Linked DNA regions of Mus musculus: regions 2 and 3 are each linked to region 1. Evidence: chromatin contacts called from ENCODE Hi-C or POLR2A ChIA-PET data. All regions are on one chromosome and are shown on one strand. The core of a region is the stretch at or near the end of the contact, and the rest is flanking DNA. Distances in the headings are between cores, read along the strand shown.

Evidence for each region. A loop is a pair of places that touch in the nucleus more often than their neighbours do. ChIA-PET counts read pairs that join two places held with the same protein, here RNA polymerase II (POLR2A).
Region 2: POLR2A ChIA-PET joins it to region 1 with 31 read pairs in Patski. The contact joins the enhancer-like site here to the promoter of Fads2 in region 1. POLR2A ChIA-PET finds 5 or more read pairs at or near these places in 4 of 5 experiments (Patski and embryonic stem cell).
Region 3: a loop to region 1 is called in a map of left cerebral cortex, with 2.2 times the contacts of the local background. The contact joins the enhancer-like site here to the promoter of Fads2 in region 1. A Hi-C loop is called at or near these places in 7 of 37 maps with a recorded cell type or tissue (adrenal gland, gastrocnemius, heart and 1 more). POLR2A ChIA-PET finds 5 or more read pairs at or near these places in 1 of 5 experiments (Patski).

What each region holds. Positions count from the first base shown.
Region 1 is chr19:10,099,427-10,103,768 of GRCm38, reverse strand. It overlaps Fads2 (fatty acid desaturase 2), which reads left to right and starts at 2,266. Exons shown (of 12, transcript NM_019699.2): 1 at 2,266-2,546. The coding sequence starts at 2,340.
Region 2 is chr19:10,146,733-10,151,074 of GRCm38, reverse strand. No RefSeq gene overlaps it. Among named protein-coding and RNA genes, the nearest start is that of Fads1, 34 kb to the left of the region's middle. Within about 2 kb of position 2,359, at least 1 of the 3 ENCODE cell types and tissues checked has a DNase peak (open chromatin) inside an H3K27ac peak, as active enhancers do.
Region 3 is chr19:10,058,916-10,063,257 of GRCm38, reverse strand. It overlaps Fads3 (fatty acid desaturase 3), which reads right to left. Exons shown (of 12, transcript NM_021890.3): 12 at 3,587-4,342. It overlaps Fads2 (fatty acid desaturase 2), which reads left to right. Exons shown (of 12, transcript NM_019699.2): 12 at 1-493. Among named protein-coding and RNA genes, the nearest start is that of Gm29917, 13 kb to the right of the region's middle. Within about 2 kb of position 2,342, at least 1 of the 3 ENCODE cell types and tissues checked has a DNase peak (open chromatin) inside an H3K27ac peak, as active enhancers do; it is heart, where a contact is called at or near this core.

The sequences.
Region 1 (4,342 bases), core at 1,017-3,516:
AGACACGGTCTCAAGAGCTCACCTTGAACCTACTCTGTAGCAAAGATAAATTTGAATTTTGGGTCACCCTGACTTTACCTCTTGAGTCTAGAATTTTATGTGTGCACCACCACTCCGGCAATCTAGCTCAGGGCCTAGTACATTTGGTGACTATTCTTTTGGTTGGTGCAGCCCCAAGCCTGCTGTTCTCTTTGCATATCGCAGGTCCCACCGTGGTACACCCTTGATTGGTGGGTTTCTAATGCTCATCTCCATTGTCTTTAAGCAAGTGGGAATGTTACCAACTTGAACTCTACTCACAGCAGCCCTGGTTGGGCTGTCCGTTTACTCCTGTCTTCATTGGGAGTCCGCTGTAGCCCATTCTTGGGGCCTTCTCACTTGGTCTTTTCTCGGCCTTCCAAGCTTCTGCTGTGAAGCACTTATTGGGGTTCCCTGTCAGCTGTCAGTCATCCCTCTGAGCTTTAAAACTCTAAAAAAATTATCATTAAAGTTATCTGTGTATTGTGATAATCCATCTTTTGAAAAACAAACAAACAAACAAACAAACAAATACAAAACAGCTTTCTTGACTTTATTATATTCCATCGTTAACATGCACAAAAGACAACAGTCTTGCTCCTTATGCATAGTCGTGTCCCAGGCCAGCCTTGAACTCATGGCAATATCCTGCCTCAGGTTTCTGATGGATGACAGTATGGACACGACCAGCACACCTACTTCACTCACTTCTATCTTTTGGGCAGGCCAAACGAACATCTGTTTGGATGTTTGTTTCCTCTCCTCTAAGCCGGAAAAGCTTCACTCAACACTCCTTGAGTCTGGAGTTTGTGGAATGAAGAAAGGCTGCTCCTGATGGATGCCAGGACAGAATGAGAGGAGTATACGATGGGAGGGACTATGGGAATGTATTACCCCCTGCACCAGGTACTTCCTTTGGACCAGTGTCATGTGGAGCTAGGGAGCCCAAAGTCTTGAAAGGGTCATGGAAGAGGCCAAACAGGGCCACTAGCTAAGCATGTATGTCTTGACCATTTTATCTCTCTTACCCTCAGACTCTTCATTTTGAAGTTAGCTATAACAATATCATAGGATTGTGGTGAGACTTTAGCGAATAGGGCCTTTCTTCCTACTATACTCCCTTGGTATCAGTGTCTCTCTTGCCTGCAAGTGGTGTACTACTGTCAAATCAATCGCGGGCTTTTATTGCTTTCATGTTTCCCAACCAGGCTTGTGAACTCTTTCTCAGTCGAAGACAAGAAAGGTGTCCAGTTTATCCTGGCACCCTCCCCAGAAGCCACTCCCGCGGCACTTAGCACGAGGAAGAAAGCAGAGATTCCACCGTTCTTTTCCAAGATGACCAAGTTGAAAGGATTCAGAGCCCTGGTTAAACAGAGACCCACTCCTGGCTCCTTTCTCTAGGAAGGTTTCAGGAAAGCAATAAACAATATGGATCTCTTAGACAATGTGAGATACAGGAGACTTGAGTCCCATCTAGCCAGGCAGAAATATCACCTAGTCATGACAGCCCAGGAGGGGGCCTTGTTTAGCCGGAGGCCGAGCGTTGTTCACCATAACCGCTGCGCCTCCTTTGTGCGAGCATCAGGTGCAAATCCCCGGCCGAGCGCGTTGGCGCTCTGAAGCGCGCAAAGAAAAGCCCAGCTGCCGCCCCCGCCCCCCCCCCCGCCCCCCGCTCTCCCCTCCCAGCTTCTCAGAGATCTACTCCCGCTTCCCCGGCTCCAGGCAGCGAAGGGAGGAGGAGGAGGTCAGACACGTCGCCGACCGCCCAGCAGGGCTTAACTCCATGCGGGCGGGCGCGAGGGAGGGGGAAGCCGCGGACCCGCCGCTCCAGCCCGCTGGCCTTCGAAAGATCCTCCTGGGCCAATGGCAGGCGGGGCGACGAGCCCTGATTGGTGCAGGCGCTCTGCTGATCACTGTGGAAACCCGGGTGGCGGGGAACTCGGGAGGATGCGGAGCCGGGAACGGGGGGAGCCAGAGGGGTGGGGGGAGGAGGCAGCGAGGCCCTGAGCTATCCTGGAGTTTTCACCGGAGGCAAAAGTCCACAGCAGGCGGGCCTAGGGTGGGCGGAGGAAGGGGACCGCTTGGGGGCACTGGGAAGCCAGGGGTACTCCTGAGGGAAGGCAGGGGTACTGGCTAGCTAGTGAAGGCGAGGAGGAGCGAAAGCGAGGGGAGGAGGCACGGTGGGAGGAGGAGTAGAAGACAAAAGCCGAAAGCGAGGAGGGCGCCGACCGCACACTGCGGCCAGGAGAGGGACCGTCGGTGTTGCGAGCCGCGGGCGCCCGGAGGCCGTAGCGCACGGGGCATCCGGGTAGACTGGCAGCATGGGGAAGGGAGGTAACCAGGGAGAGGGGAGCACCGAGCGCCAGGCTCCGATGCCCACCTTCCGTTGGGAGGAGATTCAGAAGCACAACCTGCGCACCGACCGGTGGCTCGTCATCGACCGCAAGGTCTACAACGTTACCAAATGGTCCCAGCGGCACCCGGGGGGCCACCGTGTCATCGGACACTATTCGGGAGAAGATGCTACGGTAAGAGTCTGGGGGTGCCAGCCACTCTTGTCTGCTGCAGGCTGGTGTCAGGAGCCCGGGGTCCCTGGGCGCCAAACAGATCCCCGGTTCTTAAAGGAGCGCAGGACGTTCAGCAGGGAAAGAAAGTGTACCAACTGCCCTCACCTCCCTCCTGGAATCGTTCTCCTCTGGGTCAACTGGGCAGACTTTGGCCGAGCCTTTTGGACGCCAGGCCTTAGCACCTCTGTGGAAGTCCCATCAGTGGTAAACTGTGCCCGGTGCATGTTCACAGCGCATACTGCGCGCTGTTCCAGCCGGAGCCTGGGACTCTCCAAAGGGGGCGCTCCAGCCTTCGTGTTCGGCGCTCCCCAAGTGGAAGATGGCCACCCTTGGGCGCCGGGGAGAGGAGCCTGAGAGCGGGCAGCCATATGTGGGACTCTCCTGCCAGACCAGGGGGCGGAGAAGGAAAGCTGGTTCCTGGCCAGGACTCGCTCCTGCTTGGACTCCTGTCTAAGAAGGTCCACAATGGCTGCCCGACAGAGACTTCCTAGTAGTTCAGATTCCCACGCTCCCGAGGATTATCCCGACTCACTCCAAGTGCCAGCCTTCTGGGAAATCCTGGTGGGGAATTGGTGGAAGGCGAACGGGCTGGATTTTGCAAAATTCAGGTCCGCAGGGGATCTAGAAGGTGAATCTAAGACTGGCTTGGCAACAGGTCCATCTGCCTCTGGGGTTACTATCGGACATTCAACTCAATGGCCCTCTGTTTTTAGATCCTGCCAGGATCACCCTTCCCCTCTTGCACTCATGGAGGTTGTTGAAGTCTCTGAGACCTCTGTGGAACGGAGGCTATCCTATATTGCACAGTACCCCATACCGTGCCTGGCCCCACCCCCAACCATAAAGTGATTGTGTAGTCAGGTGGGTAAGAGGAGAAACAAAGTCAAAGAGGAAAGCCAGACCTTTCTTGGCACCTTTCTTGGTGGGCTGAAAGCAGAGGAAAAGATGTAGCTGGAGAGAGCTTGGGAAAGACGAGTGGGAGGAGGCTGAGAAGAGGGATAAACTTATCAGACCGCACTCCACATCAAAGTCCAGGATGCTGACTTGAGTGTGGGCTTTTCTTGTGCAAGTTTGATAGTTTCAATTCTTACCTTCCATGTCTTTTCTTTTTGAGATCAGCCTAGGTAGCCATACCCTAATCAATGGACTGGAGGCTTTGGTGAACAGGATGCAATCTTACTCCAGATTGAGGAGAGAACTGGCCACATTCATACTGCCTAAAGACTATTTTCCTTGCTTGTGGAGCCTGCTTAATTATGCCCATGGGGCTGGCGATGCTAACCAGACCTTAGGAGAGTGTAAGCTTTTCACATTCCTTGAGTGTCCTAGCTCTCTTGGACCGCCTCACAACCAGAGAAGACCTTGGTTTCCCAGGGAGAAAACTTCCCAGCCCCTATCTGGGGGATCTTTCCACTGTTTCGGGTGCTGGTGTGTGCATGAATCTGTAGGTGAATTGCAGACGACTCCTCCCCTTTCCAGGCTCTTACCAAAAAGTTTCCTAAAAAGTAAAACAACAAATGTGATTGGTTTGATCCGATTATTCCATATTGTGTGATAAGTGGGTTTTCTTGTGTGGAAGCTCAGCCCAACAACAGCCTTGAACTTTATAGTTTATTTAAGAAGCCAGACGTATTTCATCCTTGTTTTGGAAATTCTTAGGGTTTCCCTGACTCAGTTTTCTCCAAATGTCTATGTTCAGATCTAACCCAGCAGATACCTGGATGGCTTGCTCTTATGTTCTGAAAGCCTTATGTCCT
Region 2 (4,342 bases), core at 1,110-3,609, 47 kb before region 1:
GCTCTAAAGATGAACTGAGCAAGTACCTCTTGTTCAATTATGTTCATTGCTGTTCTATTCATAATAGCCAGAAATTGGAAACAGCCTAGATGCCCATCCACAAATGAATGGTTAATGAAAATGTGGCACGTTTACAAATGGAATACTATTAAGCTGTTAAAATTTGTGAAATTAGCATTTAAATGGTTGGAGCTAGAAAATAAATGTACTGACTGAGGTAACTCAGACCCCAAAAGACAAATATTGTATTTTTTCTCTTATTTGTAGACGTTAGCCCGAAGCCTTTGCATATCCATATTACCACAGAGGTTAGGTACCTAATAAGGGATTAGAGGGAGGGGAGGATCTCTCAAGGAGGAAATAGAATATATTGTTCTGGAGAGACTAAGGGGATGGGCCAAGTGAACAAAAGAAAACTTAATAAAAACTACTTAAAAATCAAACAAATTAATAAATGCCACCAACAAGCAAGGAATAAAATAAGAAAACAAATTGTCAGAAAGTTAGATATTAAGAGGCATCACTCTGTACAGAACTTGCAGACTTAAAGGGCTCATATGAATAACTTCATCAGCAAATTCACTGATTTGGAGTAAATGGAGAGATTCTTCTAGAAACACAACTCTGTTAAACAGAGGAAATTTCAAAACCTAACCATCACTATATTCACCAAACAAATCTTATTCAAAATTGTTTTCACAAGGAAAATTCTGACCCTAGATATCTTCATGGGTAAATTTTATTATACCACGCCACACAAAGTGTTTCAGAAAACAGAGAAGGTAAATTTTTCTAAATTGTGTTTTTAAATCTAGTCAAATCCAAAATCCAAAGCTGACAAAGATATTATGAGAAAATGAAACTAGAGACCAATACATTTATGAGTATAGGCATATGACTCTATTAGAATATCAGAAACAAATAAAAGCACCGGTTTTGTTTGTCTTTTGTCTTGTTTGGCTTGGGGGATGCAGATGGGGGTGGGCACTGGGGTGAGCCAGGCCTCAAGCTCTCGAGCACTGAGCTGTGCCCACTCCACTTCTTTTCATCTCGTTTCAGTTTGTTTTAAAAGACAGAGCCTCACTGTACATCGTACAGCTCAAGCTGTCTTTGAGCTTGAGATCTCCCTGCCTCAATTTCCCAAACAGATGTATTTACATGAGAATGCAACTACAACCACACCCAGCTTGCTACTTGAATTTTATATTTCACTAATTTTAAACCTTTTTTCCTAAAACACACGTCTTAAAGTTCTGTGTCCCACAAAACTTGATGTGTTGTATTTTCACTAGCATTCAGTTAAGAATTGGGGAGATGGCTCAGTGAGTATGGATATTTGAAACACACACACACACTACACTCAAGAGAGAGAGAGAGAGAGAGAGAAATACCTTTTTGTTAAAAATTAAGGGAGTAGTAGAGGAAGGCACCAAGTACCAATCTCTAGTTTCTACATACACATGAACATCTGTATACACATGTACACACACATGTGCAAGAATACAGGCTTAAAACACACACCCACACAAAATAAATTAACAAGATATGGAGAGGTAGACTTTATCCTAAGAACCTAAGACAATTATTGGAAATCAATCAGCAGTTATTCAACAGAATACTGGAACAAAGGAGAAACGCCATGTGACTATTTCATAATCCATTCAGGAAAAGCATTTGGCAGGCTTCATCCTGAGAGCTCCTATAACACAGGAGCTGAAGGGACTGCCCTGAATCTGCCAAGTATTTGTGGATAACCCACAGTCATGTCATACTGCTGACCCCTCTGTGGTTTCTGAATATAATTAAAAACATCTTATAAGACTGTTAAGAGCTTGAGTGACCTAACGACTGTTGTGACCTAACGACTGTTTCCCTCTGATGTCCTGCTCACTGCACAGCCCAGCTATGCTGCCCTTCTGTGCTGCACATGCTCTGTGCACCCCCCCCCCCCCCCCCGCCGCCATTCTGTCATCTTAGAACTCTTATCTTCTGGCTCCTTCTTACCATTAGTTATCAGCTTAAATAAATGCCCTTGTTTCAGAAAGGCCATTGATTCCTTATTGCTGATGCCATACACTGGACTAGAGATCGGCAAAGAGAGGAAGTACTCCCTCCATTAAAGGCATGGGCTCCCACTCTGGGTTTCTAACTAATGTGGCCAATGATACGGGACTTGTGGAGTGTGACCTGACCCAAGGCAAGCTGCCCATTTACCTTGGCTCCTACCCTGCTCTCCGATCTCTCGGTACAAAGGAAGGTCTTGCCAGAACTGAGAAAGAAACCAAATCCTGGCTACAGCACTCATTGCTTTTTAAAACTCAGGCTTACATCACCAAGTGGCACCAGCAGTCCTGTGTGCTTCCATTTAAGGGCAGCTTTATAAATACCAAGCCCTGCTGTTTCTTAGCTGTGTTTGACATGGGAAAACTCCGTGCTCCTCCAGGGAAGATGAACTGTGCTTGGCTCCCACCTTTCTCACGAAGCCCACAACCTGCGTCTCCACACAGCTCAACTCATCCTGTTTCCTGTTATTTTCTATAACCCTATTTTTCTTTCTTCATAACCTTTGAATCTAACTCTCCAGCTAGGAGACAATGGTGGGGTTGGGTAACTCAGTGGTAGAGTGCTTGCTTAGACTCCTGAGGCCTGGCTGGTTTCAATGCCCAGTGATGCTAAAGAAAATAAAATTTACAACATAAAATATAACTACTATGGGGTCAAGAGGTTGTTCTTTCTCGTATCAACAGTACTTCCAGTGGGTGGAACAGGGCTTGCTGTACAGCAGATACTCCATAAATACTTGCTAAATGAATGGCTGTATAACGTAGCTTAACAACTTGTTGGCCTTTTAGCAACCTTAAGCTCAAGTCTAACTCCTTGCTTGATTCCTTCTGGACTATATGTAGATTTTTCCTCTTGTATCAGCACTTCCTCCTCCCTCCCTCCCTCCCTTCCTCCCTCCCTCCCTCCCTTCCTCCCTTCCTCCCTTCCTCCCTCCCTCCCTCCCTCCCTCTCTTCCTCCTTCTCCTCCTCTCCCTCCTTCCTCCTCCTCCTTCTCTTCCTCCTCCCTCCTCCTTCTCTCCCTCCTCCTCCTCTTCCTCCTCCTCATCACCATCATCTTCCTCCTCCTCCTCTCGATAGAATTTCATATAACCTAGGCTGGCCTCAATCTTGACCTGTAGTGGAGGATGTCCTTGAACTTCTGATTCTCCTGCCTTTGCTTCATGAGTTCTGGAAGATACAATTGGTTTATGAGATGCTAGGAACTGAACCCAGGGCTTTGAGCATTCTGGATAAATACCCCTACCAACTGAGCTACATTCCACACTCACTTTTGCCTAATACTTCCCTTTCCACAAACCCCAGCCTCCTGGCTGATTCTACATTCCAGACTTCCTGCACATCAGATCCAAAAAGCTGCCTAAGTCTTTCTGAGTTCTGTCCTCCTGATCACCTAGATTCTTCTGTGGGAGCATTTTTACCCTCCTCATTCTTTGGCTCTAGGCCATGCCTGCTTCTCCTTTACCCTTAGGCCTCTGCTCCACCAAACTCACCCTCTTACACACAGCTATGCATTAGCTGCTTTCTCTGCTGACTCTGCGAGACACACAGAGACCCTGAAGGGCAGACACAACTCTAGTAAAAGCAGTTATTTCTCTGTGGGTAGGGTATGTATATTTTTAATGTACTTTCATATTTAAAATATATATTTCATATATATTTTCTGGTTTTGAAAACATCCATGTTTTCCTACAAACAATAATAACAACAACAACTTCAAGCACCCAATAAAACTGCAGTAATGAGGATTGTGGTGTTTGTGAAAATAGGAACGCTCTGTGATACAGAGCTCTGGAACAGATGCATACAAACGTAGCCAATGACCGTCAGTGGAAGATCCCGGGCAGCACAACAGGGAAAGCCAATCTTTTCAACCAATGGTGCTACAAAAACTGGATTTCCATTGGAAAAAAAGAGGCCAAGGTCTTAAGTCTTTCATAAATTGAAATCAAATGAATTAGATACAAAAATATGAAACATCAAACTCTAGGACTCCTGTAAGATAATATGGGAACAGGCTGGCCTTTTTGATATAAAACCAATGATGTGAGTCATAAAATAACTGATAAATTGAACCTTATCAAAATTTAAACTGTAGGATAGCTATGGTGGTACTGCCTGTGATTCTAGCACTCAAGAGACTGAGGCAGGAGAATCATGAGTTTAAAAATCATGCTTGACTTTGTTACACATTGAAACTGTCTCAAGAAAACAAAACCAAAGCAAAAACAATCCCAATCCAAAAATGATCCTGTTCTGTGGAAGACACTGTCAAGAGAAT
Region 3 (4,342 bases), core at 1,093-3,592, 41 kb after region 1:
AGGACAATCCATCTTTACTAGATGTCCCTTGCCCTTCAGGTAGAGCTAGGCTTCGCCTTCAAGGCCACAGTATACGCTGTGGCTTGAGGTTGCTGCTATCAGAAAGGCAGGAAAAACAGGGTAGGGTGTGAGGTCTCAGGAGGGCTGTTGGGGGTACCCAGTGAGGCTCAAGCAGGAGTGTAGAGGGAAGAGGAGGCTGAGGGCATGAGGGAAATGTGAGGGCAGGTGGGAGGGGGGACGTCGGCTATAGCAGGAGGGGACCCACGCTATGTCATTCTGAGGTCTAACTGGACTAACCAACCAATATGTAAACTGGAGGAAAAGGCTGGGCCTGCACAGGGCAAGCCCTCTAGGACTCCATGAGCCAAGAGAGACCAGTTGGTATTGTTCCACAGAGGCAGAGAACCCATAGGAGATGGCAGTCATTTGTATCATCTTGTTCCCCGCCTCTACTTTTTTGGGAAATAAAAAAAAAAAAGTAATTTTATTCTCACTTGCCTGTAGTTCAGCAAGATCAATGGATGGCTAGTGTTCCTGTATGCTGATGTCACAGGTGTGGTAATGCAGGGTCTGGGAGGAAGGGCGGTGCTGCCCCACAAGAGCAGGGCCTGACTGTTAAGGCGAGTGGTGAACAGAACCCTCCCTGGTCCTCTCTCTAAGAGGACGGTGACGGGTCTGGAGACTGAGGCTTTTATTTTGTGTTGCTGTGCCCATGTGGAGTCTCTACAGCCTAGGGAAGGTCTATATCGTTCCAGCCCTGGTTACAGTTCCTACGCCCTGGTCTGACCTCCAGCCTGGGAAGCCAGAGTCATCTGCACCTGAGGTACCTGCCCAATTCACCTTGCAATTGGACCCATGCTGCATCCATCTCGGAACAGGCTCAAAGGGCCATGTCACTCCAGAGGTGTCAGAAGAGCCATCAGGCATGGGGTGGCCAATACTCCCGAGGTTTCTGTTGGCCTTGTAGCTGCTCCCAGCAAGGTTGGGGAGTGCTCCAGCAAAGATCTCATCTCCATAGGTGACCAGAACCTATCCATATAAGTATGGAGGGATAGTAGGAAGTCTGTGGGGGGTGATTCCCAGTGACCACACTGTAACTAGTACAAGGCTTGGGATGGCAGACATTGTCACTGATCCTCTGAGTGGCCCTGCGTGAGTCTTCCTCCACCTCATCTCCAGGGTACTCACTGCCACAGTTTCCTCCTTGAGGAAAAGAAATCATGGGATAGAATGCCTCCAAGGCTGATTTCTGTCAGTCTCCAAGAGCCTTGGCTTCACCTGACTGATAAGCCCCCTGGAGACTTTGGTGATGGCAGACTTGTTTGAACACACCTTCAGAACTTACCTATGTTTGTCTTCCACTTGCTGCTTGGGCAGGACCTGGCCCCCCAATACCCAGAATGCCTCAGGCCAAACCCTGCCAACTGTGAATGTGGGGTCTATGGCAGCTGACACCCAGAGATCTGGGGAGTGGGAGGGTGACTGAAGGGAACCCGGCAGGGATAGGTGTCTCAGATGTGAAGGTAAATTTAGGCTCACATCCATGAGCTTGTGTTTTCTCATATACACTCCTAGCTTCTGCCTTGAGCGCTACCTAAGGTCCAGAGCAGAAGACATACATCCCTGCTCTCTACATGAATAGCTCCTCTCTTGTTACAGTGCTCAACTGAGGCTATTGGCCAATATCCCCAAAGTTGTGGGGTGGGTTCTGTCCCCTAACAAGTCATGGACTTCTCTAATATTTAAAAGCCCAGCCTAATGAAACCCTAACATCTCACAGGCCAAGAAGCTGACACCAGAGAGGGGAAGATACTCACCCTGAGGCAGCACAGTGTCAGCAGAAGAATCAGAGCATACATGGGGAATACCAGTTGGCTGGGCCATCTCTTCCCCTTTACCCCATCATACCAAATGTCATATTGTACGGGAGGCTGGCCCCAGGGGTAGAGGCAGGCAGTGGGGCAGTTAGTTCAGGTGAAAGAGATGATCAGGAATGAGGTGCTATTGAAAACAAAACCCCTACTATCTTTGAGGTAGTATGAGCTTATGCCAGACAGCAGACTCAGAGGCTTCTCTGGGGCTGTTGGAGCAGCCTGAACATCTGTGCGTGTCTATCTGTGTGTATAACTGGAAGCCCAGAGGTTTCTGTACGTGTCTGTCTGTGTGTATAGCTGGAGGAGCCCTCGGGGCCACTGGGAGGGAGGAGAAGGCCTCAGGCAAGAAGGTCATGGAACAGAAGGAGATTACAGCCACTTGGGAAACCATACCTTGGGCCTCTTGCGGCTCAGCTGGCTTGGAAAGTACTGTTCAGAGGACAGCTGCTGCTGTGAGATAGATCACACAGCAGTGGGTCCCAGCAGGTCATCTGGTGACCTGCGAATGGGCTGGAGGAAAAGACTTGCTGTACGATCTGGACACTGGTGTTCTTTTGACTGACAGGACTGCGCATTTCTAGGCAGACTGGGTTCACAGATAAATGAAACATAAAATTGCCCAGTGTCTCAGGACTTCACAGTGGCTCCACTGCCTCCTGCCAGAATCAAGCCTTTTTCTTTTTTTCTTTCTTTTTTTTGGGGGTGGGGGGGTGGGGGTGGGGTGGGGACTTGGAAGGCACTTAATTGGGTTTTGCTTCAAACCATTTGGTTCAAGAGCTAATAATGCCTAAAGGGAGCTAGTAACAGGAAACAGGGCTTGGAAAGTACTGGTGTCTTTAAGAACACAGTATGTTTTAAGGACAAAGTATGTTTACACATCGTTCTTTCGCAAGGCCTTTATCTCCCCACCGCCAGCCGCACCCACAAAGGCAGAGGCTGGTTCGTGGGAGCTGGCCACTGGAGTCTCTTAGCTATTGGTTGACCGAAAGGACAAACAAGCCGTGACTTCCCTCTGGAACCTTTCTTTCTGGATTCAGGACTGTTGGACAGAAAATAGAAAGGGAGACAGTGGGGTCTTTCAAAGGTACTACCATGGCCTTTTCCTGTCCTCTTGATAAGTGTGGTCTGTGATCTCTACAGGAAGACGGACTCAGGTGAGTGGAGGTGACCCACTGCCAGGAGCTATAGCATAGATGACAGGGGAAGGTGGGACAAAAATGACCTATCAGTAATGGGCTCTGGGTAGAAGGAAGAGACCTAAAGGCAGGGGTCTCTGCAGGGTATTTTATTGGATAACTCTGGATTTGGAGGGAAAGAGCACATTCCCCATGGCTACCACTAGGGGCAGCATGAAACACAGTCCAAGCTGCAGTCAGTCATGTGGATACCCGTGGATGGTGCTGCAGGCTGGGTGATTTCCTCTGAGCAAGACACATCTCTAAGCACGTCAGAGACACCAACAGAAATCTGACTTTGCCAGAGTGGAGACCAAGTGCTTTCAGACAGTATGCTGAGGGAATGCCATATCTATGTGGGACTAGGATCATCAAAGTTTGGATAGGAAAGGGGACTTCTGCAGGGAACGGAAGTACAGAAAGATGGTGTGATACACTCTGGGTATAAGAAATTTGCTTTTGAGGCAAGAAGTAGTGGTGTGTGTGTGTTAGAGCTTGACTCGGCGAACACATGCTAGAAGACTTCCTACTGAGTTACATCCCCAGACCCTTAAAATATTTATTATCATCTCAAACAGGATTTTAATAAGTCGCCTTGGCTGCCTTTGAACTTGTGATCCTTCTGTTAAGTACCTTGGACTACAAGTATATATAACAGGGCTTAGAAGTAGCTTTCAAGGGATCTTCAGCCCTTACCTGAGGAAGAAAATAAAGTCCAGAGAAAGCAAAGGGCTTGTCTCAGAGAACAAAACAGTTTAGCCCAGAGGCATGGGGTCATACGCATAAAGCTTTTAAATACATTTCTGCCTTTTGGCGCAAGCCTTTCTAGGGCATCCTTTTTATTTCTCATCGCGTTGAAAGCGACACTTTGGATTTACTTTGGATTTAAGAGCTTGAATTCCTTCCTTGAGGTCAAGCAGCCTTAAGTCCTAGCAGACACGTGACTTAGCCCCATCCACCTAATCCCAGGGAAGGGAGAGCTGAATGGAACAGAGCAAGGGAGGTACCCAGACGCGATGGGACCTCTCCTTCCCTCGCTTTATCCAGGAGGCTTCACTGGTACTCCCCTAGGCAAGGAGGCCACAGGGAGTGGAGAGAGGGTGGGGTAGTCCCCACAGCTGGTGATGAGGCCTCAGCTCCTACAGGAGATGCCCAGTTTAGCATTTCTGCTGGGATTGCTACAGCCTAAAGCTTCTGAGACCTCTTTAAAGATCTGTAGCCCAGCTTGGAGCCATGGGGTGTCGGTGCTGGGGCTGACAGAGTCCACTGTCCCCTCTCCTCTCTCACCAAACT